Regions from separate parts of the Homo sapiens genome. Here region 2 is linked to region 1. The links are chromatin loops, found by intact Hi-C in ENCODE. Cell type or tissue: heart left ventricle. All regions are shown on one strand. Each heading gives the region's core, and the rest is flanking DNA. Links, peaks and the distances in the headings are about the cores only. Region 1 has its middle 50 kb from the start of QDPR. Region 2 has its middle 27 kb from the start of SNORA75B.

The links. Hi-C counts contacts between places; a loop is a spot of excess contacts. Peaks named below come from ENCODE experiments on the same cell type or tissue, not always from the same donor. Only the 100,000 strongest peaks of a DNase experiment are listed, where the experiment ranks them.
Region 2: a loop joins it to region 1, with 3 times the contacts of the local background. A loop is called at or near these places in 37 of 110 quality-filtered maps.

What each region holds. Positions count from the first base shown.
Region 1 is chr4:17,460,924-17,463,838 of GRCh38, forward strand. No RefSeq gene overlaps it. Among named protein-coding and RNA genes, the nearest start is that of QDPR, 50 kb to the right of the region's middle. In heart left ventricle, for the core only: no CTCF peak of the experiment used is centred there; no DNase peak of the experiment used is centred there.
Region 2 is chr4:17,345,995-17,348,909 of GRCh38, forward strand. No RefSeq gene overlaps it. Among named protein-coding and RNA genes, the nearest start is that of SNORA75B, 27 kb to the left of the region's middle. In heart left ventricle, for the core only: a CTCF peak has its summit at 1,652 (motif pointing right); no DNase peak of the experiment used is centred there.

The DNA.
Region 1 (2,915 bases), core at 88-2,587:
TCAAGCCCTGATCTTAGGAGCAGTTTAGGGAGGGTCAGAATCTTGTAGCCTCCAGCTGCCTGACTTCTGAACTATTTCTTTTTTTTTTTTTTTTTTTGAGAGAGTCTCCGTTTCCCAGGCTGGAGTACGGTGGCGCAATCTCAGCTGACTGCAATCTCGGCCTCCCAGGTTCAAGCGATTGTCCTGCCTCAGCCTCCAGAGTAGCTGGGATTATAGGCACACAACCATGCCTGTCTAATTTTTTTTTTTTTTTTTTTTTTTTTTTTTTTTTTTAGTAGAGACGAGATTTCCCTATGTTGGCCATGCTAGTCTCAAACTTCTGAATTCAAGTGATCCGCCCACCTCAGCCTCCCAAAATGCTAGGATTACAGGCGTGAGCCACCATGCCCGGCCCTAAACTATAATTTCTAATCTTGTGGCTAACTTGTTAGTCCTGCAAAGGCAGTCTAGTCCCCAGGCAAGAAGGAGGTTTGTTTTGGGAAAGGGCTGTTATTGTCTTTGTTTTAAACCATAAACTAATTTCCTCTCAAAGTTAGTTCAGCCTACACCCCGGAATGAACAAGGACAGCTTGGAGGTTAGAAGCAAGATGGAGTTGGTTAGGTCAAATCTCTTTCTCTGTCTGTTTTTTCAGTATTAAGACAAAGGTGGTTTCGGTATTAAGACAAAGGACACTAGCAGGTTACTGAGGGCTATGTGTATTCAGGACACTATACTAGATCTCTTAATGTAGTATTTCGCTTCATCCTCACAATAAATCTGTGAGGTTGAGGCTAGTGCCCCCATTTTACAAATGAAAAACATGAGAATCAGACAGGTGAAATAATTTGTCCAAGATCACATAGGTAGAAACTAAAAGATTTGAGATTTGCACTGTGCTGTCCACTCCACAATCCCATTGCAATTGTAGGTCTTCCTCATAGTTCTGAAATCTAAGATTCTCAAAGGCAGTGACTGCCAGGGTCTGGCACATAGGAGAACTTAATCAATAACTAGTCAATCAGTCTGTCTGGTTCTCAATGCCCACCACCGTGCCACCTCCCTACCAGCTTTATATATGTGCAATTCTGCCTTAAATTTACTTTCTATCCTAACAAGTTCTTGATACATTCATTCTCAGTACACATTTTCTTAAAACTCAAAGTTTTCTTTCTTCTTTTATCCTTCTGCCCCTTGGGAAAGCCCACTCATTTCCCTGCTCAGACAGCTGGTTTGGGAAAGTTGCACGCAGCAAACGGGAACAGCTTACCCACTGAACCACCATGCAGTAACAGGAGCTACATTTGGAATTCACAGTCCAGAAAAATGTCCAGCCTGCTTACAAAGCACCGGTAGAGGCTCAAAGGAAAACAGATACAACATAATCCTTTTCTTTTGCTAAATGACATCCTCATTTACATCCTCACCATATTAATTCTCTTTGTTTCAACTTAACTAAAGTCAAAGACAGCTTCTCAGGAAGTGTTATTCACATGTATTAGACAGCCTAAAATGACAAAATGTTCTAATTCCATTCGTGGATAAAAGTCAATTTGACACCAACACTAAGCTGTTATTTTTCAAATAACAATGGTAATGTTTAATTAGAATTTAACCTGGCTGCTTGCTTTCATTTAACAACGTACAGTACGCTGGTGGTTTCCTGACGAAAGCAAAGATTGACGTCCAATGTAAATGCTGCATTTCAAAAAAAGCTGCACACTACTAGTGTCTAATTATGCATAACACTCTGCCATTAATTACTAATATTTCAAGTGGCTTGGAGGGTTAGCTGGTCTTTAGCCCTTCCTATTATGACCACAGGTAAGCTTAAGTCTTTGTCAGATTATCACAATTGCTTTTAGTGATTACTTCTATAAACCAAGCCTACAAAAACCCTCCTAAATGTTTAATTATATTTCTTGATCTGTTTTAACTAAAAAAGATAATAGAAGAAAGCATCTACCATCATGCCCAGCACATAGTAGTTGCTTAATAAATAGTAGCTATTAACATAGTAAATAATCGGCTGGGTGCAGTGGCTCATGCCTATAATCCCAGCACTTTGGGAGGCCAAGGTGGGCGGATCATCTGAGGTCAAGAGTTTGAGACCAGCCTGGCCAACATGGTGAAACCCCGTCTCTACTAAAAATACAAAAATTAGCCAGGCATGGTGGCAGGCGCCTGTAATCCCAGCTACTCGGGAGGCTGAGGCAGGAGAATTGCTTGAACCCAGGAGGTGGAGGTTGCAATGAGCTTAGATCGTACTATTGTACTCCAGGTTGGGCAACAAAAGCAAAACTCTGTCTAAAAAAAAGAAAAAAAAAAAGTAAATATTCATACTTTTTTACTTGATCATTCATTACCAGAGTCCCGAGCTACTCACTGATGCAGTAAGTTTTCTTTCCTTCTTTCCTCTCTTAGACTCCTGCAGTCCATCGTCTCTAATATCCACTCACTGCTTCATTCATTCATGCCACACACACAGTCACAGAGCACTTGTTCTGTGCCAGGCATACATTTTCTCTAGATACTGATTCCTAATGAAATCTCCCTCTTGGAGACCCCCAATGCATATATTAGAGGCTCTGAGAAGTTTTATCTATCTATCAAATAGAGGATGGATAGATAGATGATAGATAGATAGATAGATAGATAGATAGATAGATAGATAGATAATGGATTAACTTTCAATATTTTCCTTACTTATGGACCTCTTTTTCCATGGACACCTATTACCATCCCAGCACAATGGTGTTCTAAGAAACACACTTTGGGAACAGTGCAGGACCACACCTGACACACTGTAGCACACTCCTGACCAAGATTCTGTCCTCGACCAAACTCTAGCCAGGGCCCTCTGAGCCCTTTCTCTACTAGACCTCAAGGCATGGCCTAGAAAGACTTGAGCAAACACTAACATAGTTTCTAACAGCTC
Region 2 (2,915 bases), core at 244-2,743, 110 kb before region 1:
ACGCACATCTGTAATCCCAGCTACTCGGGAGGCTGAGGTAGGAGAATCGCCTGAACCCGGGAGGCAGAGGTTGCAGTGAGCTGAGATCGCGCCACTGCACTCCAGCCTGGGAGACAGAGTGAGAGTTTGTCTCAAAAAAAAAAAAAAAAAAAAAATTGCCCCTTCCACCTCTGTCCCCAGCCACCCAGTTTCCCTTCCTGAAAGCAACAATCAAAGTTATCAAATTGCTGTGTATCCCTCCAGAGGGCTCCTTAAATCTAACTCTGTGCCCATTGCACCAAGCTAGAGAGAATTTAATCTTAGTCATGTTAAAGGATACACATTTTTAAAACGTGTAATCATGACTTTCACACAAATATAAAATGAACATGGGCCCAAAATTGTATTTAACTCATTAAATAATGAGGGAACTAATAAGGTTCGAGTTCAGACTAGTTGGAACCAGTCTGAAGAGGAGTTCAAAGAACCACACCTATTTATGCAGGTAAGAAATGCAAAGTCAATTTGCAAATAGATGCCAAATTGGCCTGTCCATAGGGCAAATAATCAATCACCTCCCACCTGACATAGCTAATTTGCATTTCTATAGATGAAAATCCTTTTCACTAGCATCAGTTTTCTATAGCTCAAAGACAGTAAAAGGCAGAGATAAGCAGAAAAGGTGTGTTTAGATAGAACACTTCATTATCTTTTCTTTGTCCACTTTGGTCTTTCTCAGTTGTTTCTGACAGTCACTTAGATGGACCCCTTATGCCCTCTGCTACACTCTGCACACTCCTGAGGTACATGAAGGCACAGAGATCTATGTCACAACAAAAATTCAGGAAGGGTCCTCCAGTTATTGTTCTACACTGGTTACTGCTAATTGTTCCATGTCCTTGCCATGGTTCTATGGAAGGAGAGGTCCTCTGTTGCTTTCCTGATGCTTTATTTTAGGTTCCCAGAAGCAGACCCTGAGATAAGGATTTGAGAGCAGAGAGGTAGTTTATTTAGAAGGTGAAGGCAACACTGGTAGGGGAGGGAGAAAGTGAGGCAGAAATGGAAAGACAGTAATTAAAGGATTGAGTAACCAGAACTTAATCTCATAGGAAAATTATGGGAAACATTGCAAAGCCCCCTCTTTGGAAGTACACCAACTAAAGGGCAAGGGAACTGGGGCCTTTATACTCCAGCTCCCTGGAGTCACTGGTAAAGGGTTGCTCCCAGGAGTGTTAATTCTGTGGCTCTATTGGCCTACTCTAAAAAAGAGCAGAGCAGCCTTCCAAAGCTTTAGAGAGACACCTAAGGCACCGAGATGCACCTACTGGCAGTTGGAAGTCCACAGAAACACACAGAAGGAGTGGGATCTAGAGATGTAGACAGAACACCCATAGAATCCACTTCATACCAGGCTTGGATATGCAAGCCTTGGCCGGGCCTCAAGTAGGAAGCCTGAAACCTAACTCTTATGCCTTGCACATCCTCCCCACTCTAAGGTCCTGCCACCTCCTGTCTCAGGCACTGTGAAGGAGAGGACATGGGTCCTGCTACTTACAAAATCACCAGCCCCTGTCCCTTTCTAGTCCTGGATTTGTTTCTCCTCCCCGCTAGAGCTTTGACCTCCCTGCTCCCACAGGTGTTCATTTCTTGCTCCAGTTTCACACTAGGGGGCAGGCTACCCAAGACAAAAGCCAAAATAACAGCCTGCCTTTGATCAACTTTGAAACACATTTCCCTAGAAGCAATAGAAGCTGAAGTCCCAATAACCTTCTTGAAATAGGAAAAACAAGGAGAACGAAACACAAGTCATGTTTCAAACTTTATCCTGCCACATAGAACAGAAATAGTGAAAATGTGGCATCTTCTTTCCATCTCTGGTGATCTGATGGTTTCTGAAAAAGAGCACTCTCCCCATTTGTTTCTGGGATTCCTCAAAAAATAGTAAAATGAAGGCCGGGTGCAGTGGCTCATGCCTATAATCCCAGCACTTTGGGAGGCTGAGGCAGGCCAATCACTTGAGGTCAGGAGTTAGGGACCAGCCTGGCCAACACGGTAAAACCCTACTAAAAATATAAAAATTAGCCAGGTGTGGTGGTGGGCACCTGTAATTCCAGCTACCCGGGAGGCTGAGGCAGGATACTCACTTGAACCTGGAGGCAGAGGTTGCAGTGAACTGAGATCACAGCACTGCACTCCAGCCTGAGCAACAGAGCAAGACTCTGTCTCAAAAAAAAAAAAAAAAAAAAAGAATGAAAACTCAGCTAAACTGAGGACTGCTTCAGTCACAGCACTGAAACAATGGTCGACCTCCACTCCCCAGTGTTTGGAAGTTGTTTTCCAGATAGTTTGATCCTTATGGGAATCTGTCTTCCTTCTTAAATTAGAGCGCTAGTGTATATTTCTCCTTAATCCTGGACTAGGAAGTGGTAGTAAAAAATCCTGCCTTCTTGCACATTTTATTTTCTCATTATTTTAAAGTTATTTTACCTTCTATGGTCTCTGATGAGGCATGAAGAAACTGCCATTTTTTGAAAGCCTAGTAAACATCAGCAGCTCCACACCCATAATCTCTCTTAAAAGTCTCCACAACGCTGAGGTGTAAAAAGCATTTTTAAATGGGGATTATGGTCCAGAGAGGTTAAGAAATTTCCTACAGGTCACAAAGCTACAGTTGGAACTAGGATTCAAACATATTCCCTCTGATATTATCCACTATACCATGATAGGTATTTTCCTTATTAAATCCTAACTGGACTTTGTATCTTGAAAGTCTCCACAACACTGAAGTGTAAAAAGCATTTTTATATGGGGATTGTGGTCCAGAGAGGTTAAGAAATTTTCTATGGGTCACAAAGCTACAGTTGAAACTAGGGTTCAAACTTATTCCATCTGACATTTTCCACTATACCATGATAGGTATTTTCCTTATTAAATCC